Linked DNA regions of Mus musculus: region 1 is linked to region 2. The links are chromatin loops, found by intact Hi-C in ENCODE. Cell type or tissue: heart. All regions are shown on one strand. Each heading gives the region's core, and the rest is flanking DNA. Links, peaks and the distances in the headings are about the cores only. Region 1 overlaps Dao (D-amino acid oxidase). Region 2 overlaps Ssh1 (slingshot protein phosphatase 1).

Region 1 (15,890 bases), core at 4,674-12,673, 71 kb before region 2:
CAGTGGTAAAGCATGACTTAGACATGAGGCCCCAGGTTCAGTATCTCGCACAATTCATCCAATCATTCACTCATGAAAGATCTGACTGGTATACGAATTTGAAGAGACAGTACTGTCCGCGCTAACTGGGGATGTTTAATGAGTAGCAGAGCTAAGCCCTGCAGAAATGCCCAGTTGCAGATCTGGTTGGGGGTGGGGTGGGGGTGGGGTAACTGACTGAGCAGAGGGGACAATCCTCAGGTAGTGGACATTTGAGCCAATCAGAGGCCCCACTGCGCCGTCAGAAGGCAGCGGCAGTTGGCTGGCTCTTTCTGTCAAAGAGCCACACAGTAAATGTTTCTAGTTTCCAGGGGGCTTTGAGGGTTAAGCAGTTCTAGTGTAGCCTAGCAGGGAAGCAACCCCATACAAGAGATGCAAGTGTGTGTGTGACAGAGAGAGAAAGAGAGAGAGAGAGAGAGAGAGAGAGAGAGAGAGAGAGAGAGAGAGAGAGAGAGAGAGAATGCGTGTATGTGTCCTATACATGTGTGTGCATGCATATAAATACTTTTTTTATGCATCAGTTGTAGGGAAATGTTCCCTTCATCCAGCTAGAGATTTCCTGGGATAAACAGTGGGGGGTCCAGTGACTGGGTGCTGGCGGGGATGGGGTGGGGGTAGCATCCCAGGAGGTCTGGTGAAGCCTGGATCTTGTTAGTGCTGTAAGGTATTTCAGGATGATTGTGTTGGACATGGGGATTAGGGACATGGGCACATCCCCCAGGGTGGGTGTGGGTTCTCAAGAGACAGAAGCGCCACAGCCACACGGGTGGATTTCTGGCTCCTTGTTTTATGGGTATATTTTAGTGGAGAGGCTTACTCAGGAGATGAGGTCCCGGGAGGGGAAGAGCAAGAATCTCAGGACCCGGTCAGACTCTCCCTGGAAGAGGCTTTAATAGACATCTTCGTTGTCTTTCTGTGGGGTTGGGTTTCCCAGATGACAATTCGTGGTGTGGTGGGAGCAGGCAATTTGGGGATGCTAATTATACAGAAGGCTCATTATCACATGGGAGAAACCAGTAGTCACCTTAGTGTGTACTGCCTGTGTTAGCGTGTGTGTGTGTGTGTGTGTGTGTGTGTGTCTGTCTGTCTGTCTGTCTGATGTAACACAGCCCTGGGATTCCATTGGCCACTAGGCAGTCCATCTCTCTGCTCTCTAGGCCAACACAGCCTACCTCAAAATGGGAGAAAATGCATAAAAATTCACTAGTGGGCAGAAGCAAGGTTCACAGAGGTCACGCTAGTGCTGTGTCTTCTGCTCGGGGCGCTTCCCTGAGCCTGTCTTCACAGCATCGCAACCCCCTAACCCTGGAGACTGGAATTCTTTACGGTTGGCTACCCAGCCCATCGTTCACAGGCAAGAAGGGACAGGAGCCAGGAAACTGCTGTGCAGAACCGTGTGACCGACCATCCCTGCCCCTCTCTCTCTCTCCACCCTAGTCTCCAGCCGGAAGAAGGCAGTGGAAGCCAAATGCAGCTTGGCCTGTGAGTACCTGAGCAAAGAGGATTACATGGACCTGCTGTGGACCACCCTGTCCGAGTTCCCAGGTGAGGCTAGGCCAGAGAAACTGGCTCTCTGTTCAGGATTCAAAATAAGTATGTCCCTTTGCTACATATTACAAAAAACAAAACAAAACAAAACAAAACAGTGGAGACAGGAGGGTAGGACTCTGCATGCAGGCTACCTCCTGGGCTGTGGCAGCAAACAGCCACACAGTTGCAAGACTAAGGCAGTGTACAGAACCTTACTGCAGCTCGACACTGTAGCAAGGGCAGTAGGCATCCATGATAAGGAAGATGCAGCTAGAAGATCTGTTGAGGCGCCCACCCCCCTTCGGTGCAGGACTCTTTCCTGTTACTATAACAAAATGCCTGAGGTTAGGTACTTTACAAAGAAGTGGACTTAGTGCTCAGGTCTGAAACCAGCATTGGCTCTGCTCTGGCCAGTACCTCCTAATGGAAGGTAGCATGGCAGAGAGGGCCCATGGAAGGAGCGACAAGAAGCCACTATCCATCTTGACATCACTACACTGAGGACCAAGCACGTGATTCCTAGCCACACACCCTCAAACCATGTCCAAAAAACTAGGACACCAAGGAACCTCGCGCTTAAGAAGCAGCACAGGACTTTGTAACCGGCTGCCAGGTCCTCTGTCATTGCTCCAGAGGGACAATGTCCTTGCTCCTGAAAGCTGTTGTATAAACAATTCTGAAGGGGTAGCCTAGAGCAAAGGAGCAGCTGAGGTCTTGTAGAGAGACGGAGCCACGGAGGACCCTCCCCCAATCACCAGATGTACTGGAAAATGCCACATATGTGGGAAGGGGGGCATCAAACTTCCAAACTTAAACATCCTTCCTCCCTTCCTCTCTCTCCTCCCTGCCTCCTCCCTCCCTTCCTCTCCCTCCTCCCTGCTTCCTCCCTCCCTCCCTTCTTTATTCCCCGCTTCCTCCCCATCCGAGAAGGACAATTTCAGATCCTGTGCTGAACCAATGCTATTAAAAGGAATGAAAGGAGTCCAACATCACTTTGGCTCCTCCTACCACTTCCCATTTTTCCACATTCACTATTCTCTGCTCACCCAAAGCCAGGCAGAGTCCTCAATACACCATCTTGCCTGGGTCACCTCCACAGACAACACCTTGAACTTACACCTTCGTCCCAGGGCCATGTAGGAATCTGCCTAAGACACTGAATGTCCCAATTGCTGGCAGAGCTCAGAACTGTGCCACTGACAGCCACTCTAAAATGTCTCCCTCAGTAGAATCAGGAAGGGAGAGCACCTGTTTGATGGTTTTAGCTTCCCATGACATGACGGCTTTGAAATGTAGACTCTTTGTTTCTTGTTATGTTTCCTTTTGTTCAGAACACACATCACCTTTCTAGAATAGATCCTGACACCCAATAAGCAATAATTAAATGTGGGTAAATAGGGCTCTGCTAACATTTTTTATTTATTTGTTTGTTTGTTTTTGAGACAGGGTTTCTCTGTGTAGCCTTTGTTATCCTGGAACTCACTCTGTACAGCAGGCTGGCCTCGAACTCACAGAGATCCACCAGAACTCTGCTTCCGGAGTGCTGGGATGAAAGGCATGCACCACCACTGCCTGGCTTCTTTTATCTTTTTGAGACTAGGTCTCACTGTGTGGTCTTGGCTACCCTGAAACTCACTATGTAGACCAGGGCAGCCTCAACATCACAGAGATCTTCCTGTCTCAACACCCTGAATGCTGGGATCAAAGGTGGCCAATGGTATTTAATTTAGAAGACCCTTTGACGAATAATAGATATATAAATATATTCTCAAAATATGATTATTATTATTATCATATAATAATAATATATTATATTATATACCAATTAAAAGTACTAAGCTGTGCTGTCTCTATGGAAATAGGATGCACCATTTTACTAGTACCATACATAGATAAAGAAACCAAGGCTCAGAGAAGACCAGCTCCAGGTTACAAGGCAACTCAGTATTAACAAGAAGACTTAGATCTAACTAGGTATGAGTCTCAGCCCTGGTGTTCTGCTGCCTGGTTGCAGCAGACACCATCCTTGAGGCTCCTGTCAATGCCTGTATCAGTAGCCTTTTAACCCATGATCCTTTCCCTTAGAGACCTAAAACAGTACACACTTGTCTGCTGGTTGCTCTGAGTAAATCACAGCAACTGGGGGTGGCCTCTTCCCAGGTCCCCTTCACCAAATCCCACAGAGATGCAGCAGGCATTGGCCCAGAGTCTGAATGTCTGAAAGCTGAGTTGGACCAGAACCTGGGGCTAATGGATTCTCCAGGCTGGTCCACTCTCAGGGGCAGAGGATGGCATGAGTTGGGTCATTAGGAAGCAGCTGGGCTACCTCATCCTACTCTCCTGGCAGGTGTCCTTGTGACTCTGTGGGTCATCGACCGCCTGGGCCGCAAGAAGACCATGGCTCTGTGTTTCATCATCTTCTCCCTCTGCAGCCTCCTGCTGTTCATCTGCATTGGAAGGTGGGTGTCAGGAGGACCCCTGCCCCCAGACCCTCACCAGGACTAAGTTAGGCTCATGGTACCTCGTGATGGGCCAGAGGGTCAGGCTCAAGGTCAAAGCCTCTGCCCAGGGCAGCAAGGGACCATGTGTCTCTAAGAACCTCAAGGTTAGAGTTAAAGTTTAATTGGGGCTGGCTGACAGTTTCAGAGATTTAGTCCATTATCATCCTGGCAGGAAACATGGCGGCAGGCAGGCAGGCAGGCAGGCAGGCATGGTGCTGGAGAAGGAGCTGAGCGTTCTACATTCCATCTGCTGGCAGCAGGAAGAGAAAGCAAGACTAGGCTTTGTACTTTTGAAGTCAAGGCCACACCTCCTAATCCTTCTCAAGTAGAGCCACTCCCTAATGACCCAGCATTTGAATATATAAGCCTGTGGGGGCCATTCTTAGCCTCATACAAGCTTTAAGTTCCATATAAGGAGTCCAGAGTACAAAGTGGCCACAGAGGTTGTGTTAAAGGTGATTTGTCTGATGGAAAGATACCTTGTTTCAAACAGGCCCTATACTGAAGACTCATTTCTCGACTTTTCCAACTCCTAAGAGCCCCTGAATATACACGTGATCCCTGAGGGGCCCCAGATCAATCCCGACTGGGAATCAGTGGGCCACTGGTGGGGCTGGAACTTGGTCTGTGAAGAGTTGGTATTCTGGGTTATCAAGAAGAGCAGTAGAGCCAAGGATAGGGGATCTGGGGTAGTCTAAAAATGACAAATACTGTCCTGCTACAACCCAAGGCCTGGGCTCTGTCGCTGAGGCTCAGCTGGGGACTTCAGTCAACCCCAGCTGTGGACCACAGGCATTCCAGTCTGTCAGCGGGGGCGTGCCTGATGGAGACCAATTATCTGCAAGAGCTGATCTTCAATGGCAGTGCTTGGGGTGTGTCTGTGCAGGTGTGCTGGCCAGGATGGGGTGGGGTGGGGGGACCTCTGCAGACTCAGGTGTCAGTTCTTCCAGGGAAGGTGGGATGGCAGAGAGAATCAGACACAAAACAATCCCCTACCTCTCTCCTGCTGTTTTCTCCTCCCCAGAAATGTGCTAACCCTCTTACTGTTCATCGCCAGAGCGTTTATTTCTGGAGGCTTCCAAGCAGCCTATGTTTACACGCCTGAGGTAGGAGAGGTGCCTGAGAGTGGGGTGGGGGTGGGGCGTGGGGAGTGGAAGGTGGTGCGTGGGAGGTGGGGCCTAGGGCATGGGGTGGGGTGAGGAGTAGGAGGCGGGGCATGGGGTAGGGGTGGAGCCTGGGGACGGAATGAAGGTGGGGGTGGGGTGAGGATGCTGTCTGCCCAGAATTTCAGTGGTTCTTGGGTCCGGGCACCTGTATCTCCCTCCCCTCTTTTTTTTTTTTTTTCCTGCTCATACAAGCTTTAAGCTCAGAGTAAGAGTTCCAGAGGCTGCCTAAGAGCATAGAGCTAAAGTGAACGGAATTCAGGGCAGCTCACATCCTACCTTTCTGGAGACAGCCTTCCTAGGTGTTGGTGAGCTGAGAGCTGAGCCGAAGTGTTTGCCTTTCTTGCTCAATGCCCTGGAGTTGATCCCCAGTACTGAAAACAATTTTTTTTTTCTTTTTTTGAGCCTGGTTAAACCTCAACTGGAAGGCTATAGGTGATCATGAAGAACCAATTAAATAGGCGATGATCCAGCTGAGTGATAGGTTTCTGTGTAGCCTTTGAGAACCCAGACTAGGAGCTGGAGAGATTGCTCAGTGGTTATGAACACACACAGAACTGAGTTTGGTTCCCAGCACCCTCTTTGGGCGGTTCTCGATTGCCTATAACTCCAGTTCCGGAGGCTCTGACGCCCTCTTCTGGCCACTAAGTGCATGCAAGCACGCACGGATGCACACAGCATACAAAGTTGCTCACAGCAGCATATCCAGGAAGTGCAGTGCGCCCTTCTGTGCCCTGCTTCTGATAGCTCGGGAGGAGCGGAAGGAGCATAAGATGTGGCTGAAGTCGCACATGCCGGAAAGAGGTCATTGTCAGGTTCCCTAAGTTCTCCAGCAGAAAAACAAACAAATACACACACACACACATACACACACACAGCTGAAGTGCTAATCCCTTCGTACTACATTCATTTTGTATTGAGTATCAAGCATATGCTTAGGCAATTACACATACATCAGTAATTAACTGTGTGTCGTGTATCATACATGGTATCCATCCATTGCTATTGAACTGTTCGCATAGGTTTTTTTGTTTTCTGTTATGACAGACCATGACAGGCAGGCCCTCTGTACACACCCCTCCCCCATCATTGTTAACAAGAAAATCCATTGTGGAATACCTCCCAGCAACAAAACCTGAGGAGGTAAATGGGCTCCTGCCCACAGCCAACCTCATGCTCGCTGCCTTGGAGGAACCTCTTAGCTCCTTTGCCTGGCTCCCATCCTGCCCACGGGCATTACCCCATCAGTACTGGGCGGGAAGGGGTGAGGAGTTCCTGAGTTTCCCATGACCTGCGACTAACACCCTGACATTCCAGGTGTATCCCACGGCGACGAGGGCGCTGGGTTTGGGCACCTGCAGCGGCATGGCGAGAGTGGGCGCTCTCATTACTCCGTTCATAGCTCAGGCAAGTGTTGCCCCAGATACAGATCCAGGTAGCAGCCGGCTGTGACTATAGATCGGACAGCATTTCCCAGCAACTGACCCCAGGAGGGAACAGTGTCTCGGAAGAATAAAAGGCCCAAGGCCAACAGGCAGGGACTCAGACAAGCCTGGAATAATATTCAAAGTTGCTCAGTCTTCCCTGAGCAGAAAAGAAAGGACTCAGAGTAATTTGCATACACTGGTGGGGTAGCATGGCCAGGTGGTCCCAACTAGTTTGGGGAGGCTTAAGAGGAAGACTTGAGAGCAGAGTTCGGGGGCTAAGCTATCAACCCCCATAAACAAGCAACGCACGCCAGTTTGCAATAGAACGAAACGGGTGTCTGTCTCCCGTTCTGAATGATCTGGGTGAGTTACCTCATTTCTGGGGGAAGAAACTGCAGAGGCGTGGAGCTGGGTCTCCGAGGGTCTTCCCAACAGCACCGGAAGGGGCTGTGTTCTAACAGATCATTCAGCGGCATCCGCACACTCTCAATGCTGTGCACCCTACTCTGTCTACCTCCAAAGCAGTCTCATGACCACACCCCAAGCCCCTCTATCCGTTAGGGCTCGCTCCCACCCCTAGCAAACAGCAATCTGTCTGTGCAGATTTACTCGTTCTGGGTGGTTCAGCAAATTGGGGTGCTGACATCCATCCTCAGCATTGTTGTCCATTCTACATCTAATGTCCCCCCCCCCCCCCGAGTTGTCAGGGCCAAAGCCTGGATCCTAACAAGCTATCCTCAGTGTGCCGACTAAAAAGATGGAGAGAGAAGAAAAGCAGACAGGCACTCACCACAGCCATGCTGGGGAGAGAAACCAATAAAGGGGTCCGATGACCTCCCCCAAGTCCATCATTGGGGTCCTGATGTGAGATTTAGGTTTAAGCAGAGAGAGGCAAAGATGTTCACACAGCTCAGTGGTCCTCGTCACACTGTGTCTCTTCCCACCAGCACCAGCTGATAGGTAGTCTGTAAGCCCTCGGAACTCTGTGTCATCTCTTCCCAGAGCACAGGCTCCTTCTGACCTGCACCAGGCTCCCACTACCTCCTCTTCCTCCTGGCACAAGACTTCTGGCACAATCCCAATTCCCAGTTCTGGAGAACTGTTGTCTCAAAAGAATCTGATAGCCCAAGGGAGGACAGCATGTGTCTCTTTAGATGTCTTCACTCTATACCGATCCCCCGGGGACAGAGCACAGAGCTCTGACCTGTCCGAAATCTGACCTTTGTCATCAGATGGGGAGTTTGGCACAGGCTAGACCATAGCAATGACTTTGGATTTTTTTGTTGGGTTGGTTTGGGTTTTTGACACAGACTCTTACTATGTGTTTAGCAAGAACTTGGACTTAGGATCCTCTTGCTCCTGAGCGCTGGGGTGATGGCACCCACTATGCCTGGCGATGTGGGGAATCTTAAGTCAGATGGGCCTTACTCTGTAGCCCAGGCTGTCCTTGAACTCAAGCAATCCTTCCTACTTCAGCCTCTTAGAGCGAGGACTATGGAACTATGCTTTTGGGGGTGGGGGTGGAGTGCTCCCATACGTGCCATACGTGCTGCCCACAGCTCTGAGAAGCCGTTATTATCTTTCTGCATCTCCCCTCCTCTTCCCCCTGCAGGTGATGCTGGAATCTTCCGTGTACCTGACCCTGGCTGTCTACAGTGGCTGCTGCCTCCTGGCTGGCGTGGCCTCCTGCTTTCTGCCCATAGAGACCAAAGGCCGAGCACTGCAGGAGTCCAGCCACCGGGAGTGGGGCCAAGAGATGGTTGGCCGAGGGACAAACAGCGCAGGTGTCCCCAGGTCGGACTCTGGCTCTCAGGAGTAGTGACCCCTGGGAGTTGAGCTTGGAGCCTAGAGAGCTGGCAGAGCCCAGCTGGGCCACTTATGGTCACTGCCGACATCAAGAACTTCCCCCCCACCCCCGAGAGGGCGATGTGGACCGACAGGGTTTTGTGTCTTCACTGTGTTTGACCATGTTCATCATCGAGGGTCATGCGCCCCAGGAAGATGGGGCAGCATTCACTCCAGGGGGTTCTCTGTGGTGGGGGATGGGCTGCACATCACCGTGGATCTGCATGGGGAAGCTGCTAGTGAGGGAGGGTCCCAGGGTGCTCAGAGCCAGCTGAGCAGATGTCACATTGCTACCCAGTCATACCCTTGGAGAGCCACTGCCCAAAGGTCTCCATAGATAGTCTCCGCCCAGACCCCTGGGACGCCCGCCATTTTGTCCAGTTATGTTTCTCCTGCACCCTGGCCTCAGGAATTCTTTGGAATTAAGGCAAGCTAGCTAGTGTCTGGCTGGAGCAGCTCTTCTGGAGCCTGAGACTCCCTCACCCCCACCCCCTGCTGCTACCTTGGCTGGGCCCCTCTAGATGCCTCTCCACAACCTGCGGGGGTAGAAACTGGCCAATGAAAGTGCTTTGGAATTTGAGCCAAGTAGCCCCTGTTGGCCCCTTGTGGAGTCTCTGTTTCTGGCTGCAGAGGGTCCAGTGATATTTCTGGGGAGAGCTACATACCCGCCAGGCAGCAGACGCAGAAAGTTGTTAACCCATTCCCTGACTTGGAGACTGAGGCCTGGCGATGGGGAGGCTGAAGCCAGAGTCGCTCCTGGAGCAGTTAAGGCCTTTCTGGGCTCCCCGCTCAGCCCTACTAGACGGCGAGTCCCAGTTTACTCAGGCTTCCAGACTTTGCCCTGTGTGGGTGGCAGCATGGGTTGAGGAGGGATCTCTAGGGCAAAGCATCACTAAGTCCTGGGACCAGGAACCTGTTGCCCCCTCTGGGTCTGCCTCTGCTTTCTTTCTGTCGAGGGCAATGCTGGCCCTACAGAGGCAGGCCCTGGGAGTCTGTCCTGGCACAAGGATCTCCCTTTCAGAGAGAGAGGAGGAGGAAGGATAAGATGTAGGTAGGTCTGTCTTGGGGCTGTCCACGCATCCTCCCAGATTCCGGAACACATGAGCCGCCTTCTGAAATTCAGGAAGGAAACTCGCAGTGGGAGGAAGGAGACCGCCAGGCCCCATTAAAGGCCGGAGGAAACTGGTCACTGCTCAATGGACACATTGCAAGGAAGCCAAATGTGCGCTGCGCTGTTCATCTCTTATTAAAACGTTGGTGACGGACATTACTATGGGATTTAAATCTGGTCACTGGCCACGGTGCACTAGTGACAGTTTACTTGAAAGTCGACTAACTTGTTCCATCTAAGGAATTACTCTGACACAACATCCTCTCTAGGAGGTGCAATGGCCTGGCTGGTGGGCAGCATTGAGTTCAAAGGAGACAACTCTGTTAATGGGATATAGATACAGTGGCCTCTTCTTCATGAGGACAGTTTGGTGTCCACCCCTTACCCTGTTCTGAAAGCCACATTTCTCCTTCTCCTTCTTCTTCTTCTCCTCCTCCTCCTTCTTCTTCTTCTTCTCTTTCTCCTCCTCCTCCTCCTCCTTCTTTTCCTCCTCTTCCTCCTCATTATTTTATTGATATTTGAGACAGACTTTCACAGTGTAGCCCAAGCTAGCCACATTCTCTTGATCTTCCTCCCCTGGGTACCACCACACCCAGCCACATTTTCTTGAGTCTCAAGTTATTCTTGGGCAGTTCAGCTCTCCTAGGAAACAGTCTTCCCTTTGCCTCGTCTGCTTCTCCTCTCCTCCTCTTCTCCCTCCTCTTCCTCCCCCCCCACTTCCCCCAGCAGGTTCTTTTCATGTGTTCATCCTCAAACAACCCAGATCCAGTAGGAAAGACACTGAGGGGTGGTGTGGTGGGCGCGTTCTCCAGGGGCTACATGAAGAGGGGCATAATTTCTACCCAAGAGAAAAAGGAACTCTTGAAGCATTATTTTTTCAAAGTTAAGTACACACCTGCAATCCTAGTACTTGGGAAGTGGAAGTAGGAGGGTCTGAAGTTCAAGGTTATTCTCAGAAATGTATTGAGTTTGAGGAGACAGTCTCATGAGACACCCTCAAAAATGAAACACACACTCGTATGTGCACAGAGAGACAAAGAGAGGGAGAAAAAAGATGGAGACAGACAGACAGACAGACAGACAGAGAGAGAGAGAGAGAGAGAGAGAGAGAGAGAGACTGCCTTACCTCTGAAACCCAGCAATGGGGCTGGGACCTAATTTTAAGCAGCCGTGTTCCAGAACCTTCCATTTACTGGTGGGAATGCTGTCTGTTTCTCTCCACATGCAAGAGGATTTCAGAAAATGGTGGTAGAACATTGAGCTGACTCTGTAGGTTAAGGTACTTGCTGCTGAGCCTGATGACCTGGGTTCGAGCCCCGGATCCCACACAGTGGAAGGAAAAAACTGATGTCTATGGGTTGTCCTCTGTCCCCAATCCATATGACCATGGATGCTCACACTCACATACATAGACAAATATGTTAACAAAGGCTAGGAAGAAGATATTCACTGTGTCCAAGGTGATATGTTTCTCTGATTTCAGACCTCAAGAGGACAGGGTTCCACTCAGTGGTAGAGCACCTTAGAGCCTACTCTAAGGCCTGAGCCATACCCTCCTGCCTTTCCCCTCCTCTCACACATACAAGCTAGATTAACTCTCCTCAAGGCCACAGTGTTCTTGGAGGTGGTGAGAATGAGGGGAAGTCATGTCTCAGGATCAATCCTGAAGAGTTTGGATATCCAGTGTTTTAATAATGTTGACCAGTGGAGTGCTCCTCCTCCAACTCCTCCTCCTCTCCCCAACGTCCTGCTCCTAACCCCCTCCTCCCATCACTACAGATACGCATGGAGTGTGTTGTGAACCATTCGTCAGAGTTCTAAGCAAAAGATCCAGACCACTCCTTATAGGTCTGAACGCAGGTCCTGCCACCCGGTACCACCAGCCTCAGTACAGTCACTACGGCTTGAGAAGAATTGCACCACGCAGCCTATCTCACCCAAGCCTTGGTTAGGACCAGCAAGAATCACTGCACTGGAAGGACCAGGCAGCAGTGGATGAGTGGCAGGAGCAGCAAGATTTCCTCCCTTCATGCCTTTGCCAGAGGAAGCCAGGGGTGGGGCTGGGGGAGTGGCCGGCGGGGCTGGGGGAGTGGTCGGGGTGGGTTGGGGAGTGGCTGGGGGTGGGGCTGGGGAGAGAGCATCATCCAGGAGCATCACATATCATTGGCCGAAGGGGGGGTGTCGTCTTGGGGCACACGGTGATCACTAGAGTCCTCAGAGGTGGGAGGGAGGCAACCTGGACAACTTCTTTTCCTCTAGAATTTTCCCGAAGAGGTTGGCCGCCTCCATTGCACAACCCCAGTGGATTGTGAGCCCGTAACCTCCATGACCATAGTTGTGGATGACCTGGGAAAAACAAGAGAGATGGTGGCCAGGTGCAGGAGGGAGCTCAGGGAGGGGTCAGGAAAGTTTTGTTATACAGGAAGACCAGGGGCCTTCTATAGAGCCTTGGGTAACAGGGATGTTCTGAGCTCCATCAGCGGCTTACTGGGGTGGTGGGCAGGGCCTGTGACTAGCTTAAGGGCACTGTCTGAGGATGTAGGTGTAGGATGAGGTGTAGGATGAGTCACTTCACTCGTACACTCTGCTTAAAAGGTGCGGGTGCTTCATCCATCAGTACAGGAAATGCAGGACCAGAAAATCTTGCTGTCAGAGCCGTCCGCTGCCACACCTCCACACGTTCAGCTTTGTAGAGACATACACAGCCCCTTCCACACATGCACACAATCATCTTTACACACTCCCCTGTCTACACGCACACACATTCACATACATACCTTCCATGCACCCCTATCTGAGATAAGAGGAGAAAGCTCCTCACCAGTGGTCTGGCTTACGCTGCTAATACCACCAATGGAGGTCCTGGGGTTTTTTTTTGTTTGTTTGGTTTTTGGTTTTTTTTTTTCTCTTAGGACTGAGAAAGCTAATCCTATCCAAAGGGCTTCAGAGTAGACCCTGAAAAGTTGAGTATTACCCTGCGGTCTGGCATAAAGTACCATGTCTCTCTACTCAGCCCTTTCCCATCTCAAGTCTCCAGTGTCCCCATTTATGGAAGGGGGGAGGAAGGTGGGGGAAAGGGAGAGGGGAGGGTGTCCACCTCTAGCTCTGATCTCACAATGTGACTTTTCCTGGGGAATGGCCACGCTGTTGTTGCTGGAGCTAGGGTGGACACCGCTTCCCCTGACACAACACACCTCTGCACTTGAAGATCCAAAATGAAGCCATTCTCTTTCTAGCCGGACCTGAGGCCGGACTGGCCGGAAGCCAGTGAGTTCACCCACAATTCTTGCATTCTGGGAAAAAAAAAAGTGTGTCACCTTTATCTAGACTGTGTCCTGGCTGACATTCTAAGCAACTGTGAGTTAGCTTTTAGAATCTCATGGCTACCTCCTGTACTAGTCACCAAAGTATTTAATCACAAGTTAGCAGTCATCCCACAGTGTGAGTGTGTAAATATGTGAGTGTGTGAGTGTGTATGTGTGTGTGTTTGTGTGTGTGTGAGTTGACTGTATGGGTGAATGTAAATGTGTATATGAATCGGTATGTGTGAATGCGTATGTAAGTATAAATGTGTGTATAAGTGTATATGTATGTATATTGTGTGTTAGTATGTGTGTACATGTGAGTTTGTGTATGTATAAGTGTATATATATATATATATATATGTGGGAACTAAAAGGGGGTGTAGGGGAAGGAGGGGAGGATAACCCACGTCTAGCCAGAGTTCCTTCTATGCTCTGGGCAGGTGGATGCAAGAGGGCTGCCAGACGCTTTCTACTCGGCCCCAGGTGGGCACCTAAGCCACTGACCCCACTCAACAAGGGGTGGTGGACAAGGGGCAGCTCCCGATACCAGGGGCCCTGGAGAGACACCCTGTAGCCCCGGGGTTTTGAAAGAGAGGGCTGAGGAAGAGAGGTTCCCACACAGGCAAGAGTAAGCGCAGCAGGCCTTGATGAACAGAGACAGTCTATGGTTTTAGAGCTTTATTATAGAAAGGCAGGGAGAAAGGAGAGAAGGTAAGAGAGAGAGAGAGAGAGATTGGCCATGGCCAAGAGGAGAGAAGGAGGAAAGGGAGAGAGAGAAGAAAGGCTAGAGAGTAAGTGGGAGAGAGAGGAAGAGAGGGAGAGAAGAGAGAGAGGAGAGAATAAAGAGAGTAAGAGAGCGAGATGGGGTCAAGCAGGCCCTCATATGGTAGGCTGTTATCTTTACTGTTGCTAGGTAACTGGAGAAGAGTTTAGCCTGAAGGTCAAAAGCTTGGGACATCATCTATGTGACTGTTAGCCACGCTTCTCCTATGGAGACTGAGGGGGCGGTAACTTTGACAGGAGCCAAGGTTCCAGGAGACATGGTTGAACACCTGCTGTCCCATGTCGGTGAGAATTACCACCCATCAGGTTCTCCAGGGGTTCAAGATCTAGCCTCGACTGGAACCAGGCCATCTGTGCATAGCCCAATGCCCCACATATGTATGTGTTGAGTGAGTGTATGTTAGTGTATATGTATGTGTATTGTGTGAGTGTGTGTTAATGTGTATGAATGTGTGTTATGTGTGTTAGTGTGTGTGTATGTGTGGGTTTGTATGAGTGTATGTATAAGTGTATATGTGCATGAGTGTGTATACAAGTATATGTGTATGTGTATTGTATGTTAGTGTATATGTGTGGGTTTGTGTGAGTGTGTGTATAAGAATATGTATGTGTATTGTATGTTAGTATGTGTGTATATGTGCTCATATAAGTGTATGTATAAGTGCATATGTATGTGTACTGTGTGTGAGTGTATGTGTGGGTTTGTGTGAGTGTGTATAAGTGTATATGTGTGCAAGTATATACGTGCATGAGTGTGCCTGTGCAGGTGTGTGCATGCTACAGTGTGCACATGAAGGTCAGAGGACAATCTTAGGTATCAGTCCTCACCTTCTGCCTTGTTTGAAACAAGCTCTACTCACTACTGTGTGTGCTGGGCTGGCTGGAGTGCAAGCCTGACGAGTCGTGGTCTCCACCTTCCACAACCCCATAGGTGCATGGGGATTACAGACGTGGGTTGCTGTATCTGTCTTTACATGATTTCTGGGATCCAAACCCAGCTAACTGCTGCACAGCGCGTCTTACCTACCTGGGCCATATCCTTTACTGTCTGCCACCATATGCTAGTTCATCTATGGAAATGACAGCCTCCACCACCAGTCACTGTCCTGGTGTTACCATGTTACCATCACCAGCCCTGCACTTGGTCACCACCAACCACAACACCATTTCCCACTGCTCTTGTCACTGAGATCAGGCAGATGTGAAAATGCAGACTCACGTGCAAGAACACCTGCTCTCTGTGAGGACTGAGAGCCACCCTATGAGGGGCACTCTCAGAAGGACCAGTGAGAGTGGCATTAGTGCACAGCAAGGACTTTCCAAGCACTCTCACGGGCTGCAGTGTATTGTGTACCATACACTATGTACCCCAGTCTGTGTACTGTATAACCCAGTGTGATGGTTTGTGTATGCTTGGGCCAGGGAGTGACACCATTAGGATGTATGGCCTTGTTGGAGTAGGTGTGGCCTTGTTGGAGGAGGTGTGGCCTTGTTGGAGTGGGTGTGGCCCTGTTGGAGTGGATGTGGCCCTGTTGGAGGAGGTGTGGCTCTGTTGGAGTAGGTGTGACCCTGTTGGAATAGGTATGTCACTGTGGGTGTGGGCTTTAAGACCCTCAACCTAGCTGCCTGGATGCCAGTCTTCGGCGAGCATCCTTCAGATGAAGATGAAGAACTCTCAGCTCCTCCTGCACCATGCCTGCCTGGATGCTGCCATGCTTCCACCTTGATGATAATGGACTGAACCTCTGAAAGTGTAAGCCAGGCCTAATTAAATGTTGTCCTTTATAAGACTTGCCTTGGTCATGATGTCTCTTCACAGCAGTAAAACCCTAAGACACCTGATCTGTGTACTGTTTACTGTATACCCCAGTATATGTACTGTGTACCACATACCAGTCTCTCTCTGGGGTTAACTGGCCCACTTATCTCTATGGAGGTATCTTCCCATCAGGACCAAACTGCCCTGGCTGAGGGCACCCCCCCTTCCCCACCTTCAGGGTGGGCTCCAGTTTACAGCAGCTCTTCCAAATGGTATTGTGGTCACGGACGCTGTTTAACCCGCTCCAGTTCCCCAGCTGGAATATACCCCCGAGCGTAACTGTCTTGGAACTATATAAAAATAAAGAGGGCTTAGGAAAATGAAATCCTCCAGACAGAGGTGTCTCTCCCTCTCCTTCTCCCTCACT
Region 2 (15,890 bases), core at 3,648-11,647:
TGCGCACATAACTCATGATTCCCCCTGTTTCAGCTTTTCGAGTAGTATGTCTACAGGCACGTGCCTCCATGCCCAGGCTAAGGTGCTAACGTTTTACGTGTCAATTACAGTTTTTCAGATGATGGCCCAGCTCTGTAGGAAATTCCAGGGACAAGAATTTTTCTTACCACATGGAGATGGTCTGGGTAACCTATTCTAGTCCTGAACAGGGTGTGTGCGTAGGGGGACTGTCTCCTGTAGCTCGTACCCTCTTTTTTTTTTTAAAGATTTCAGACACACCATAAGAGGGCATCGGATCCCATGACAGATGGTCACAGCCACCATGTGGATTGCTGGGAATTGAACTCAGGACCTCTGGAAGAGAAGTTAGTGCTCTTAACCGCTGAGCCATCTCTCCAGCCCCCTGTACCCTCCTTTTGACGCTCGCTGTAGGAGCTTCATAGGAGTCAGGTCTCTCTGATCATCGCTGTTGTGTTGCAGAGCAGAGCACAGGTCTGGCACTCAGTTTGTCCTGGGCAGTGTTATGGAGTCCCCTTACAGTCAGTGTTGGCTCCAGTAGACTCCAGCATCTCCCAGGATCGTATGCAGCCAGGGGAGGGAGAAATGTCTAGAATCCCAGGGGCCAGTGTCCTGGTCCTCCCGGGTGGAGTTCTTACTACTGATACCTGGCTGTCACTGTGATGCTCTGTTCTGTGGCACAAGGGTGGAGTCCAAGAGTGGCTTCTTGGGACCGGAGGCAACAGTGCTGGAGAACATCCCGTGTCTCTCTCCTGGTGTTTGCAGTTCTCCTGCGTGACCTTTGCTTATTCACTCATTCTGGGGCTTATCCTGTGTGCACTTGTTGGCCCACTCATGTGACAGGAGTACAGTACAAGAGATGTGACCTGTTGGTGCAGTCCAAGGCCATAGAAGGTCATTACTCATGTTCATTTGCACCCAGGTTCATGCATCTAGCTGAACTCTTATGGGCTTGCACCCTCGTTCCCGCCCACTTTGATATGTCCTGCTCTTCCTCCCCACCCCTCAGCCTCCTGGCTTTGTTTCTCCTGGGTCCCTCTGTCCCTGTGGTCGTCTCCACTCTGCTGCGAGTTCTACACTCAGGCCAGTGTCTCCCTATTGAGACCCTGTGCTAGAGCCACAGCCTGGCTGCTGGGCCAACCCCAGGGCAGTTGTAGGTTAGAGCAATGGCTGCTTGTCCAGAGGCCCCGAGTTCAATTCCCAGCGCATGGCTGCTCCCAATGGCCTATAACCATAGTCCCGTGGGATCCGATGCCCCCTGCTGGTGTGCAGACAAAACATCTGTACATATAAGTAAGCAATTAAAGTAAAATTTAAGAAAAATAGGAGATTGAGAGATCGGCGAGTAACTGACTTCCTTTTCTGCCATGGGCATGGAGGCAACTGGGATGCATGTTCTCCAAGGGGGCATCTCATCGGGGAGGGGTGGCTCAGGACAGAACTGGCCTTCACGACCCTTGAGCACCAGACTCATATTCTACCTGGGACTCCCCAGCAACATAGGGAGACTCTGTCTGTTTTCCTAAATTTTGACCATGAGATTTTTGGGCTTTAGGGGCTTTAGTACATGTTGACAACCCCCCCCCAAATATTCTTATGAGTTCCCAGAGAGGGAACATACAGGGACCATGTAGAAAGTCTGTTGAAGCTATGGTGACTCCAGACTTCTCCTTAGGCCTTGGGACTGATCTGAAGTTAGCTCTTGCTTTGGTTCAGGTATGCTTTGAACACCGGGAGTGTGTGTACCACCCTCTGCCCATCAGTTTTTTTTTTTTTTTATCAAATGTGTAAAGCTCTACCAAAGCGGGTTCTACGCATGCTTGCACCTCCAGGCCGGCTCAGGTTCAGCTAGCTTCTTTGTTCTTGGCCACAGGGACTTACAGCCTGCTCCCCTCCCCCACAGTTGCTCCCACCCTGCCCCTTCAGCATCATTTGTCACCCGTGAAGATGCAGTTTTCCTAACCCCACTTCCTGTTTGTTATTCCCTCCCCCCCCCCCCCCCCCGGCCCGCCTTCTTCACTGTCTAACTTCATTATGAGTTCTACGGGAATGTCATTACATGGTAATGACAGCCATGGAGGTGGTCGTGAATTCATGAAATTATTCTTTGTCATGGTCATAAACGAGTGTACCAGACCCTAGTCCTTCAGAGACATCAGTTCACTAGTGTCCTAGTCACCAGCTTCTTCCCTATTGCTGTGTCTAAAAGAGGCCAGCTCTGTGAGGCTCAGCACACATCTCCATCGAGAGAGTAGAGCTAGTCGCAGATGCTGCATAGACCAGCAAGAGCGAAAGCAGGGAATTTGCCAGCCCAGAGGCTTATTCTAGTTTAACCTAGAAGCCTTAAACCAGTGGTTCACAGCCTTCCTAATGCTACAACCCATCCATATATGTAGCACCTCCTGTTGTGGTGACCCCCAACCAGAAAATGATTTTCATTGCTACTTTGTAACTGTGATTTTTGCTACTGTTAATGAACCATAACATAAATATCGGGTGTTTTCCAATGGTCTTTGAGGTCCCGACCCACAGGTTGAAAACTACCACCTTAAAACTTCCTTTCCCTCGCATACTGAAAGGCAGGATAGCACGAGGTAGACACTATCTCTGGAGTGGGAGTCACCCGGGCACAGGAGGGAATAACATTAAACCCCCTCCACCCTCCTACCCTCCCTCCTACCTTCCCTCCCACACAACTACCCCTGCGCCCAGAGCCTGTAACCCTCAAGGCAAAGATAGAAATTCCTGAGGGCTGTGGTGTTGCTCGGGCACTATCACCTCGGTTTCTCAAGAGCCAGTTCTTAAATGCCACAAGAGTTTCCTCACCATCTGAGGGACCCTCTGATAAGGCTCTGTTACAGTGGCGCCAATGTATCAGCTCACCGTTAGGGTGGGCAAGACAGAACCGGATTGAACTAGTTTGTGAAGTGGCAGCAGTACAAAAGGGAGACCAGACAGACAGACAGACAGACAGACAGGAGTCTGAGTGAGCAGTGGAGCTTTGGGGTCCTCCCATCTCCTGTTACCCAGGACAAAAGCCTGGTATGGGCTGTCATTGATTACTTGTCTGCAGTTGGGTGTGACACTCTACCAGGTCACCCCACTGCGGTGGGGGGAGGGGCACTGAGATCAGCTGCTGGTCCTCGGTACCCCAAGAGCTTCTGTAGTTGTGGAGTAACGGCCACCCCAGGCCTGTGTCCTCTAGAATCCAGCCGTGAGTGGGACAGTGCCCAGACAGGATGGGAGCCCTTCCCCACCATAGCTCCCACAGCTGATGCCAGGCCAGCAGGTGGTGAAGAGACAGAGGGAAGCCTGCCTGCACAGGGGCAGACACGAACTCGGACATCTTCTCTTTCCCACTTAGCAAAAGCTGCACGATCGGAATGGTTCTTCGACTCTGGAGCGACACCAAGATTCACCTCGATGGGGACGGGTATGGACACACTTTGAAAAATTCTTTTCTGGGGGGGCTGGAGAGATGGCGTGGGCGCTCAGAGCACTAGCTGCTCTTGCAGAAGTTGTGGGTTTGGTTCCTTGCACCCACATGGCAGCTCACAACCTCCTGTCTGCAGTTCCAGGAGACCCTACACCCTCTGTTGGCCTCTGTGTGCGACAGGCACACACTTGGTACACAGTTGTGCAGGCATACACATAAAACAAATGTTTTATATACTTACCATTTCCCTGTACCCCAAAGCACCAATAGAGTCCAGACCTTTGAATAATCTTGTGTGGCAGACTGATCACTTCAGTGGTGTGTCCCTGTGTGGTCAGGCCCGTTCTGGGTATTCTTCAGGGAGTGTCACTGCAGGGGTGTCACACACACACACACACACACACACACACACACGTCTGTCCCTATGGGATCTACTTGCTTTATTGAGTACTCAAGACTCTTCCGGGGCTGTGGCCCAGAGTGCACAGATGAGGGGGGCACTATGGGTAATTCACTTTTGGGGTACTAAGGATGCACCTGGCAGACAGCAAAACTCCAGGTTGCCCTTGTTGGACAGCAGAAAACCTGCTGGTCCCAAGTCTGGGGAGGGACTGAATCCAGAGTCCGAGTGACTTGACTGAAGCTTCAGCTCTCACTTCATCGCCTGTTTTCCATCCTCAGCGGGTTCAGTGTGAGCACAGCGGGCAGGATGCACATATTCAAGCCAGTGTCTGTCCAGGCCATGTGGTGAGTGTGTTTGGGGGCGGGGGGAGCTTTGAACTCATTAGAGGTATTCTCTACTCGACAGAATGAATAGAAAAGCCAGTTGTAGCCAGGCGGTGGTGGTGCACCCTTTAATCCCAGCACTTGGGAGGCAGAGGCAGGTGGATTTCTGAGTTCGAGGCCAGCCTGGTCTACAAAGTGAGTTCCAGGACAGCCAGGGCTACACAGAGAAACCCTGTCTCGGAAAAAAAACAAAAACAAAAACAAAAAAAACAAGAAAGAAAAAAAGAGAAAGCAAGCAAGCAAGCAAGCTGGGCTGCTATTCTCTTGGTGGTCAGGCCACAGCACACCAGCTGAAGGGCCAGGATCCCAGGGAAGGTTGCATGACCCTCTATGGTGGCTGAACTTGGCACTGCCGCAGCTTCCTGGACCAGCCTCCTCTTACAGCTCTCTCATGGGTGTGTCCAGCCTGGGGCCACACACTCACACTATACACTGTAGGTATAGCTCAGCGTGTTTGTAGACCCAGTGTCACACTGAAGTGTTCAAAGCTGTTCACTCCCTCGGGCTAAACAGAAGAGCTGGGATAAAGGAAGAAAAACTTCCAGCTAAGATGAGCGTGTTTCCAAACAACTGCTCTTGTCCAGGGAGGGGAGAGCTCGCTCACTCACAGGCTACCTGGCTAGTGCTGGGCTCCTCTTCTCTGCTACTCTAGGCTGGGCTCATCAGGGCCATTTGAGGTGGGCGGGGCTGAGGAAGTCTGCGTTCTGACCCGCAGGTGATGCCCCCAGTGGATAATCGCTGTGGCCAAGTTGTTACTATCATTATTAATTATTATCGTTTGTGGCAGCCGTGGTTGGTTTTATCCACTTTTCTTTTCTTTCTTTCTTTTTTTTTTTTTTTTAAATTCTTAGGAACCAAAACTGAATTTAATAAACACTTGGCTCAAGTTTATTTCCTCATCCTGCCAGGATGGTGGGACAGATAGAATTAAGGACAGTTGGGCTGTTTTGCTGTGTCTGAGGGACATGGACATCCTAGGAGCTCTCACCTCCCTTTGGGGCGGGGGGGGGGGAGGGACACGACGACAGGGGGACCCTTTTGCCTGTGCCTTTGCATCCCTCAGCAGCCCATTCCCTGAGAAATTCTCAGCTTTGAGTTGTTTTTTTTGTTGTTGTTGTTGTTTTGTCAAAAGAAATAAAAGTGGCTAACTAAATAAAGCTTACATATTGTAAAGCCCCCTCCTCCCCTCCCCCAAGATGTTACACACTGAGGCGCAGGTCAGCAGTGCACTCAGGAGCCCCTGCTGTTCCTTAAAGACCTTTCCTGCCATTAGACGCCTGCAGTACAGCCCTGCCTACAGACCTGAAGGCTTTAGAGTTGGTTGCTGGAATGTGACCCAACCAGCTTGGGAGAGTTAGGGGCTATGGGATGGGGTCTGCTGCTGGCGACTGTTTATTCCTTTGGAAACGGTGAGGGATATCCTGTCTGCCTGCGAGCTTAATTGATACAGCCTCTGGGAGTTGACAGTTGTTTCTAGCTACTGTGTGTCCCTCACACACCTCGCTAGCAGAGCCTCCAAGAGGGAGCCATTTCTGAATTGCCTTTCCACCGCTACAGAACCCAAGCCGCCTTGCGCCCTCTTGCGCTCCCTCCCCCCCCCCCCCCTGTGGACAGGTCCCATCCTGAGTTCCTCTCTCCTTCCTGCCTCCCAGGTCTGCCCTGCAAGTGCTTCACAAGGCCTGCGAAGTGGCCCGGAGGCATAACTACTTCCCAGGAGGAGTGGCGCTCATCTGGGCCACCTACTATGAGAGCTGCATCAGCTCGGAGCAGAGCTGCATCAATGAGTGGAATGCCATGCAGGACCTGGAGTCCACGCGGCCCGACTCCCCCGCGCTGTTTGTGGACAAGTAGGTGCTGAGGCTCCTCCCACACTGATCAACACTGCTCCCTCTCAGGGTCTGGCTTCCCTCACAGCCCCTTGACTGAGAACCCCCTTCCAGAACAGGTTTAACCTGAACCTGTGCCTGTGGGCCAGAGTTTCTCAACCTTTCTAATGCTGTGACCCTTCAATACAGTTCCTCACATTGTGGTGACCCCCAGCCATGAATTTATTTCATAACTGTAACTTTGCTACTGTTGTGAATATTTGAGTTTTCCAATGGTCTTAGGCATCCCCAGTGAAAGGGTCTTTTGACGTCACCCTCCTACAGGGGTCGTGACCCACAGGTTGAGAACCACTGCTCTAAAAGGGGTGTGTGTGTGTGTGTGTGTGTGTGTGTGCCCGCACGCGCATGCACAATACACTCCATGTGTGCATTTGTGGGGAGCAGTTCCCCACTTCATACGCTCACCACAGGAACATGCCACCCTGCTCCCATTTATGCTCTGCCTAAGCCTTGTCCCTTTAGGTTGCCAATCCTAAGTTTACTTAGAATTGTGGATGCAGAGTCTGCCGTCATGGGTATCTGGATCCAGAGGGCTGTGTCTGCCTTCACAGCACTGAGAGTGACCTGAGGCCACACTCTTCCATTCCCTCAGAGTGAGGTGTCTGCTGCAACGCGATACTGGTTTTAAGAGTTGCTCAGATGACCAGACACAACCAAGAGGCCATGAGAAGAGATGGAAGGATGGTGGCCGATTGAGGCATTTGAAGTCAGCAGGGGGAGTGGACTGACTGTCCAGGTCTTCACTCCATGGTCCCGGGAGTTAATTGATTAGCAGGACTGGCATATAGACATGCAGAGTGCACAGACTTTGATTTCATGGGAGGACTTGATGAGGATGCAGCGATGGCCCCAGGTAGAAGTGTCAGATGGAGACTGACAGCCCGTGCTGTTTGTTGGCAGTTACCATAGGTGGTCTATGCGGAGAGCGAGTCCCCTACCCACTGACTCCTCCTGTGGGGCTGTAGATGGGTCTTCTCTGTCTGCTCACACTGAACACACACCCACAATACCCTGTACCTGGGCAAGCCACTGTCAGACCCGTGAGGACGTGAGGGGTCGTGGGGGGGGGCTCCTCTCTCTCTCTCTCTCTCTCTCTCTATATATATATATATATATATACACACACACACACACACACATACATATATAGTATAGATGTTTAAATGTATAGCGGCTTCCTATACCTTTTCCTCCTAGGCCAACCGAGGGCGAAAGAACTGAGCGCCTCATTAAAGCCAAACTCCGGAGCATCATGATGAGCCAGGACCTTGAAAATGTGACTTCTAAGGAAGTAAGACACCCTCCCCCTCGCCTACCTCGCCCCCTAACCCTTCCCTTCCCCTTCCCCTCCCTCCCTGCTTCCCCAACCCTCAGCCCATAGGAGGCACACACACACACACACACACACACACACACACACACACACGTGAGTTTGTCTTCACCACAGAGGCAGGCTCACGATCTCTTGGGTTTTTTATGTGTGCATTTATTGTGCACCCTGGAGGCTCCCCCACACTTTGCTCTGCCGTGGTACCAAGTCTGTGGAGGGCCCAGGCTTAGAGTTTGGCTTTAGTCTGATTGCAAAAGACCATAGGCAGCTCGACTGCCCTCCCTGAGCCCTGGGGACAGCTGTAGAAGGTCCTTGGGTTCCTCCAAGGAACCTCAAGTCTTCTGCGTCCTCTACTGCATTTGTGTGTCCCCTCGCTGCATTTGTGTGTCCCCTCGGCCTTGTGCTGGACAGGGGATGTAAACCTCAGGCTTTTCCCTATGCCTTTTCAATTTCTCCTTGGTCAGTTTTTCCTTTGTCAATAATAATAATAATAATAATAATAAATATAGTAAAAGATGTTGTGGGAGCTGGAGAGATGGCCCCTAGGTTAGGAGTACTGGCTGCTCCTTCAGATCACCTGAGATCCATACCCGGTGCCTTCATGGTAGCTCACTGCTAAAACCCTCTCCAGGAGATCTGGCGCCCTCTTCTGGCCCCTGCGGGCATTGCAGGCACATGGTGCACTGCATACACTCAACCGAATCTAGAAGCCAGGCATTGGGGCACACACACCTTTAATCCTAGGACCAGGACAGAAGTTCTCTGACTTCAAGGACATTGTTATCTACATATTGAGTTCCAGGCTAGCCAGGGCTACCATTGTGAGACCCTGCCTTATAAAACAAAAATCTTAAAAATATATAGTTTTTGGTTTATATTTATTTATTTATATACTTAACTGGGGCTGGGAATGTGGCAACATGAGAAATGCCCATTTATTTGTTGTTTGTTAGTGTGGGGTATTTTTGAGTCGGGGTCTTCCTCTATAGTTCATACTGACCTGGAACTCACCTTGTGGCCCCCCAGGCTGACCTCAAACTCAAATTCCTACCTCAGCCTTAAATCTTCCAGGTCTTTCACTGGTTAGTACTTTTTTAAAAATCACGCTGTGGTGCCTTCTCCTACAGGGGAGCGACTTTACCTTCTCACTGCAGTATATTTGGTGCTTAATTGTAAACCTGTGTTTTAAACTCGATAGAAAAAAAAAAAAAAAAACCTTAGGAAAAAACAGATTTCTTTGTTGAGGACAACGGACTTCCTCCTGCTGGGTTAAGTTGGAGGTGGAGTGACTGAACTCCGGAAACCCACACAGATGTGCTACCCGTGTCTAAACGCATCACCCTGGGCCAAAGAAAATGAGGACAAACTCACACTCTTTTGTAAACCAGTCACACAGTTCCCCCTGTGGCTTCATGCCTGTGCTGAAGTGGGCTCCTGTTGGAGCAGATCACTTCTGATAGGCTCCACCCCACATCACTCCTGTCTGTCCCGCCCACAGATCCGAAATGAGCTGGAGAAGCAAATGAACTGCAACCTGAAGGAGTTCAAGGAATTCATCGATAACGAGATGCTGCTCATCCTGGGCCAGATGGACAAGCCCTCCCTCATCTTTGACCATCTTTATCTTGTAAGAAGCCTAGCTCTAGTGGGACCGGGTTTGGGGGCCTAATTTTGGGACTTGGATTGGGGACCATGCTCAGAGACACGTACAACCCAGATGAGGCTGTGCCTTAGCACCTACCAGAAACAAAGGTAGCTTACTTGTTCCTCTCTGAGCCCACTGAAGGATGCACTCTTCCCCTCCCCCCACGTCTCCTGTGCTTGGTGTCTCCAGACCGTAAATATCCGTAGAAGGCAACTGGCCAATCTTCAGAGGCAAGCAGGTTGCTAAAATTAGCTAGGAGATCATGAAGTTGAATGGAAAGACCCAGCCAAAGCAGGGCAGTGGTGGCGAATGCCTTTAATCCCCATACTTGGAAGGCAGAGGCAGGTGGATCTCTGAGTTCAAGGCCAGTGAGTTCCAGGCCAGCCAGGGCTACACAGAGAAACCCTGTCTGGAAAAAACAAAAAGGAAGAAAGGGAAAAAAAAAACAAAAACAAAAACAAAACATCAAGGCCAACTTCCTGCCCTGTGCCCTCCCACTCTACTGAGTCAACTTGTCTCTTCCTTCATAGAGCGGTTAGGATGACTAAGTGAAGTGCATTCTGGAGCCTGCAAGCGCAGGTTCTGTAGGCCTGGTTGTGGGCCATAACTGGCTAGAAGAGAAAGTGTCTCCTTACGGGAATTGAAGGACGATGGCGTTAGCCACTGAGGGGAAACTTCAGTCTTCATAAATAGATGTTTGTGTATACATACATACATACATACATACATATGTATACATACACACACACGTGTGTGTGTGTGCTTTAAGTAGGTTTTGAGACAAGCTCACTCTGTAGCTCAGGCTAGCCTAGAGTTTGTGATCCTCTGCCTCTGCCTCCTGAGCATTGAATGTATAGATTTTTATGTTCTTGTTTTTATGTGACTCTCCCTGCATGTACAGGTCTCAGGCTATATCCACTGAGATGTGAGAGTCTGGGTTTGAATAACTTGAAAAGGCAGAGAGGGTATGTGTGTGCTGGCTGGCCTCCCTGAGAACAGTGAAAAGCCGCCTCCTCCACTCTGTCCACTAGGTGGCGGTCACAGCCAAAGGACTCACAGCCTTTGTGGCGCTTGTGAAGTCTTTCCATGAGTGATAGTAAAGGAATTTTATGCACGAGGCTGCCCCTGAGATGTGAAAATCCAGCTCACGTTGCTTGATGATCAAACCCTGAGCCCCAGATGACCTGGGAAGCTCGGGAGAGGAAGTTGGCAGGCAAGGAGACGGAGATATGGAGACAGGGATGGCCTTGCCAGGACTGAGGTGGCTGCATTTTCAAGAGCATCCCTGGTTGCTGTTTGTGTTTCTATTCGGTGCTCCTTGACTAGAAATAGAGACGTTTTTAATGATACAGTGTATCCATGTATCCAGTCAGACAGCTACAGACTTAGAAACAAATCATTTTAAAGGAGAAAAAAAATATTTCCAGCTCCCACAGGGAGGTTGTCACCCACAGCATTTTGCTGTTAGTTTGTTGTTCAGTTTTTTTTTTCTTCTTTTATTATTATACATAAGTACACTGTAGCTGTCTTCAGATGCACCAGAAGAGGGCACCAGATGGTTGTAAGCCGCTATGTGGTTGTTGGGATTTGAACTCAGGACCTTCGGAAGAGCAGTCAGTGCTCTTACCCACTGAGCCATCTCTCCAGCCCCTGTTGTTCAGTTTCTTATAGGGCTAGAATTGGAACGTGGGCCCCACACTGGCTTTCTCTGATGCCTGTGTAGAAAGAGGAGGCTGCGCCTGTGCTGTTCCAAGTAGACTTTGTCTCTCTGGTTTGTTTGTTTGTTTGTTTGTCTTGGTTTTTTCTTTGAGTGTCGCCTACTTGCACCACCGTGATGATTATTTTACTCATGGCAATCTTCTTGCCTCTGCCTCCTGTGTAGTGGGATGGTTTATTTTGAAGTGCCCATCATTGGGATCTGTGGTCATTTGTGTTACTAGTTCCTGGGAGCACTGTTTGAAATTCATAATTACCGCGTCAGAGGGTGGGAACTTTTTATTTTTATTTTTATTTATTTATTTTTTGAGACAGGGTTTCTCTGGGAACTTTTAAAGTATCAAATACCTACCAGGAAAGGGACCCAGGGTTCCTTCTGTATCTAATGGTGAGGACGACACAGTGGGCTATGCCCATGGCAGAATAAGAAGACTGGGGGACATGACGCAAACGTCTCTGAAGTTGGGGGATCAACAAGGCTCTGTTTCCTCTCTGTCACCCTCAGTGATGCCCAAGGGCCTCAGGAACCTGCTTAGACTCCTTCCTCTCCCTCTCCTGGTTCTTTTCCATCCTTCCTTCTGCTCTGAGGCTGAGGCCCCACTGTCACGTCCCCCATCTGTGCCGAAAGCAGCTCTGAGACTGGAGTGTGAACACTCACAGAGCTTTGTATGATCTGTCCCCCAGGGCTCCGAGTGGAATGCATCCAATCTGGAGGAGCTGCAGGGCTCAGGGTAAGTCTGCTCCCGTCTTCCCCATCTCTCCAGGCAGCGTAGGTAGCCACTGCCTTGGCCTGCCCGCCTCATGGCCTCTGTCCGGTCTCTGCAGTGGCTGGAGGGGCTCATGTGCTTCAGAGTACTACACACAGTAACCCATGATTTGTAGATCCTTCCTGGAGTCTTAGGTGATTGTGGGGGTCTTGGAGCAGCTGAGTCACACCGGGGAATGTAGGACAGCCTGGCCCTAGGCAGGCTCTGAGCTCCTTCCCACAGCCCCACTCCCCAGAAGAATTGCCGAAAACCATTGTTGGAGAGTTACTGTAACAAACCATTGCATGGACACACACACACACACACACCCCTGTTGGCCTTGTATCGAGTCAGCAACTCTGAGAACTGAGCCACCCCTGGTAATCCTTTGGTTCTTGGTGGGAATCTTCTCGTGACCGAACAGTCATCGCTGGGCAGGAACTTGCCTGTCTCTGAGAAGTGCTCAGTAGCAGGAGTGAACCTTTGAGCTAAGCCCTTCAAGGAAGCTGTCACAAAACCACCGTTCTGTGGTCTGATAAGCTGGCCTTCTTGAACCAACTGCAGTTGAAAACTGAGACTAAACAGAGCTTAAAAGTATATCCTTAGAACTTCCGGTCAGAGGTATCCACCACCACCCCCCACCCCCCCAGCAGAGTGCCTGGCCAGCGTGCGGTCAGACCTCACGCTTTCGTCTTACTGGGAATAAATGCATGATTCAGGGAACTCTCTTGAGATGTTGTTACTTAGGGTGAAAGCTATTTGAGACCCTTTCCAGTTACCAAAATTGTTTTGGTTTTCAGGAAATGAGTGTACTGGTTAAGGGTGGAGGCTGTGGAGTCTGGGTTAGCAGATGCTCTCAAATAGGACAAGAGTTACAGAAGGCACAGTCTGCCTTTTAACTCTTTTAAGAGCAGAGGTTTGGTTTTTAAGACAGTATCTTGCTCTATAACCCAAGCTGGTCTTGAATGTATTAATAAGTAAGGGGGTTTTGATATGACATGGGTTATTTTCGAGTAAGACATTCTTGTCCTATGAATAAAACTCCTGCAAAAATGACCACTAAGCAAAAATAAAAAAACAAACAAACCTCTCTCCCAAAGCCATGCCTTGTGGTCTGCACATCCTTTGACTTTCTGTCCGCAGGTTTTTGTTACTTTGTTTTCCCTGTTCCTCATTCTGGCTGGCTCTCTGGGCCCTTTGCTTCTTTTTCAGAGTTGACTACATTTTAAATGTCACTAGAGAAATAGACAATTTTTTCCCCGGCTTGTTTGCGTACCATAACATCCGCGTGTACGATGAGGAGACCACAGACCTTCTTGCCCACTGGAATGAAGCTTATCATTTCATAAACAAAGCGAAGTAAGTGTGTGGGAAGGCGGCCTTGGGAGGGACGGCAGCGGCAGGAATGAGTGGCGGGCCAGATAAGGAAGCTAACCTCGCAGTGGAAGTGGGCAGACAGGATCTTAGGGGAGGTAGGACTGTCTGGTGGACCTTTGTTTTAGCTACAGAACACCAGGCACTAAAGTGGGCAAGTAGCAATCAGCCCTCTCCATAGGGCGCCCTCACGTTCTCTTCCACCTGCCCTTGAGTGTGACATTGAATCCAGTGTTCAGCATCAGTGCAGACACCAGCCAGGCTTCAATACCCAAAAGCCAATGGGGCGCTCTCTCCAGGAAAGGGCCGGTATATGCTGGTCTTAGGGCTCTTGGACAGTTCCCCCAAGGAATGCAGGCTGTATCCTCTCCTGGGGTAGTTCCATGGGGTAGAACAGGGCAGCCCTGGGGCCCCTCCTTACTCTCCTTTGGAGCAGCTGTTGTATTGGCGTTCAAAGCAAAGACTCTGCCCACCCCCTTTCCCCAACTCCCACTCCCGCGCTGTGGAGAAAAACCTTCTTACTTAGAAACCTCCCAGTCAAAGCTACAAGGTGTATCCTTACCAAACCCTACTTTTTCTTGCTTTTCCAGAGCACAGACTCCTTGCCTGTGAGTTTAGAGCTGCGAAGTAGGGGGTAGGGGAGCGGGGGCTGGAATTGTAAACCTGGTATAGGAAACAGGAGCTTGCCAGGCCCCACCCTAGCTTCCCGGCTGCAGCCTCTGCCAGCCTGGCATGCCTTCACCTTCCCAGCAAGGAGAGGGTCACTGTTCCTTGTGTATCTCGTAAATCAGCTGCGCCTGGGCCAGCACAGCCTTCTTAAAAGTGGCAGATCGGCTCCATCTTCCCCCTGGCTCTGATCTCTCTTGGCCAGATTGCTCTCATGCCTCCAGGCTCGCTCTCTCTCCCCAGGGCGCAGCGTTTTCGTCTCTCTGGCTGGCCCTGGTTCCCGACAATAGCTCATTCAGGGCCTCCATCTGCTGTCAAAGCTCAGTGGCTTTTGTAGAACTCCCATTAACTGTCCAGGAGCTGCCCAGGAGGCCACTGTAGGTAGCCTCACCTATCCCGGTGGCAACAGAGGAGATTCTGGGTTTCCTGCAGCACGCATTGGAAAGCTGGGCCAGGCCATGCAGATTCATCTGTTCTCCCATTGTGTGCTAGTAGATCTCATGGCAAAGATATTTCCTGTAGAAGGTGTGTTAGACCTAAGACAGAGAAGGGTTGGAGCCGTGAGGTAACAGGGGGGTGGGACTATTAATCCTTACTCTCAATCCCCACAGAAGGAATCATTCCAAGTGCCTGGTCCATTGCAAGATGGGCGTCAGCCGATCTGCGTCCACAGTCATTGCCTACGCCATGAAGGAGTTCGGCTGGCCCCTGGAGAAAGCGTATAACTACGTGAAGCAGAAACGTAGTATCACTCGGCCCAACGCAGGCTTTATGAGGCAGCTGTCTGAGTACGAAGGCATCCTGGATGCAAGGTGAGAGAGCACCTAGACACAGGCTGGCAGACGACGCGGGCCAGGCCTGGCAGGAGCTCCCACAACTGGCAGCCAGCCTCCCGGGAGCTGGCTTGTAAAAAACAACTATTGTTTGGGCTCTGATTAGCGGTTTCCAGGAGCGATCCGTTTTGATTTTGTTGGCACATGTAGAAAGCTTGTCTCTCTGGGCGAGGGACAGTACTTAACTGCTCATCCAAGGCATGTCCCGGTATGTGGTGTGGGCTTGAGTGTCTCCATTTCCTAAGTACCTGCTTTATGCCAAACTCGAGGCTGAAGAGGCCACTGGTCTGATTCACCACAAATGAGCCCCGCAGTCTCCCAGAAGCCCAGTTCCATCTTCTAAGTTAAGGGTGCACCCAGAAGACTAGAAATGACAGGGTCCCAGGTTGTTTGTGTCAATGGTGGGGTTATTCACAGTAGCCCAAAGGCAGAAGACACCCACCAGTCTATTGGTGGATGAATGGATCAACAAACAAAGAGAGGCAGTTGGATGAAGGAGCTCCTGATTGTGGGCGAGGCTGCTTAGGGAGCTAAAGCTAGGAAATTGCCGGACTCGGAAGTTCAAGGCTGGCCCTGCCATATAGCAAGGTCCCATCTCCTTACCCCATCAAAGGGCAATTCTGACGTGCAGTATATTCCGAGCAAACTTAGGGGCTCTCGGGAAAAACTGTGTGGTCCCCATGCTTGCATGAGGTCCCTAGAGATGGAGAATGCGATCTTCCCAGAGGCCAGGGAAAGGACAGAGAGAGAGTGGTGGATGGTGTTCCTTCTGTACCATGAACAGTTCCGGAGACTACGGTGGCGGACAATTAGAGACTGGTGAGTAGTGTATATTCTGAACAGTTACAGAGATGGCAGGGCCGCAGTACTGGGACCTGTCCTGCCAGGCTGTGTAGATAGAAGTGGTCCAGGTGACACCCTTACCTCAATTTAAAAACTGGCCTGGCTCTCTAAGGATGCACAAGCAATCAGTACAGGTCCTGTGCAGGCTGACTTCCCATACATTCACACATGCAGCTGATAAATCTGCTCCCCACAGAAAAGTAAAATTCAGCTGCTTAGGTTGGTTTGTTTTTTTGGGGGGGGGCGTGTTTTGTTTTGTTTTGGAGACAGGGTTTCTCCATGTAGCCCTGGCTGTCCTGGAACTCACTCTGTAGACCAGGCTGGCCTCCAACTCAGAGATCCTCCTGCCTCTGCCTCCAAAGTGCTGGGATTAAAGGCGTGTGCCACCACTGCCTGGTGAGCTTCTTGTATTTCGAGTGAGCAGAGGGAGGCACCGCTGACAGGTTAATTTGTCTCTTGTCACACAGTGAATTCAGGTGTGCCAGGAGAGAGGTTGACACCCACATGTGTTGACTGTCACAAGAGAAAGCACTTGTTGCAGGGACCCCTGTCAGGGCTGTAAGGGTTTCCCTGGAGGTCCCACGCTGCTGAGGCAGGTACCAGTATCCGAG

What was found. Hi-C counts contacts between places; a loop is a spot of excess contacts. Peaks named below come from ENCODE experiments on the same cell type or tissue, not always from the same donor. Only the 100,000 strongest peaks of a DNase experiment are listed, where the experiment ranks them.
Region 1: it touches region 2 in a loop (2.6-fold over the local background); 3 of 42 quality-filtered maps call a loop at or near these places.

Annotation. Positions count from the first base shown.
Region 1 is chr5:114,020,847-114,036,736 of GRCm38, reverse strand. It overlaps Dao (D-amino acid oxidase), which reads right to left. Exons shown (of 11, transcript NM_010018.3): 9 at 15,696-15,813; 10 at 12,811-12,909; 11 at 11,062-11,962. The coding sequence ends at 11,831. Svop (SV2 related protein) reads left to right here. Exons shown (of 16, transcript NM_026805.1): 12 at 1,477-1,584; 13 at 3,917-4,028; 14 at 5,095-5,176; 15 at 6,551-6,640; 16 at 8,273-9,824. The coding sequence ends at 8,479. Among named protein-coding and RNA genes, the nearest start is that of Dao, 25 kb to the right of the region's middle. In heart, for the core only: no CTCF peak of the experiment used is centred there; no DNase peak of the experiment used is centred there; H3K4me3 peaks cover 582 bases; H3K27me3 peaks cover 504 bases.
Region 2 is chr5:113,948,911-113,964,800 of GRCm38, reverse strand. It overlaps Ssh1 (slingshot protein phosphatase 1), which reads left to right. Exons shown (of 15, transcript NM_198109.5): 6 at 3,383-3,451; 7 at 4,136-4,201; 8 at 5,893-6,087; 9 at 7,324-7,417; 10 at 8,955-9,083; 11 at 11,502-11,548; 12 at 12,776-12,922; 13 at 14,215-14,415. Among named protein-coding and RNA genes, the nearest start is that of Gm52826, 18 kb to the left of the region's middle. In heart, for the core only: CTCF peaks have their summits at 8,111 (motif pointing left) and 10,114 (motif pointing right); DNase peaks (open chromatin) are centred at 8,100, 8,977, 9,290 and 10,240; H3K4me3 peaks cover 359 bases; H3K27ac peaks cover 3,858 bases.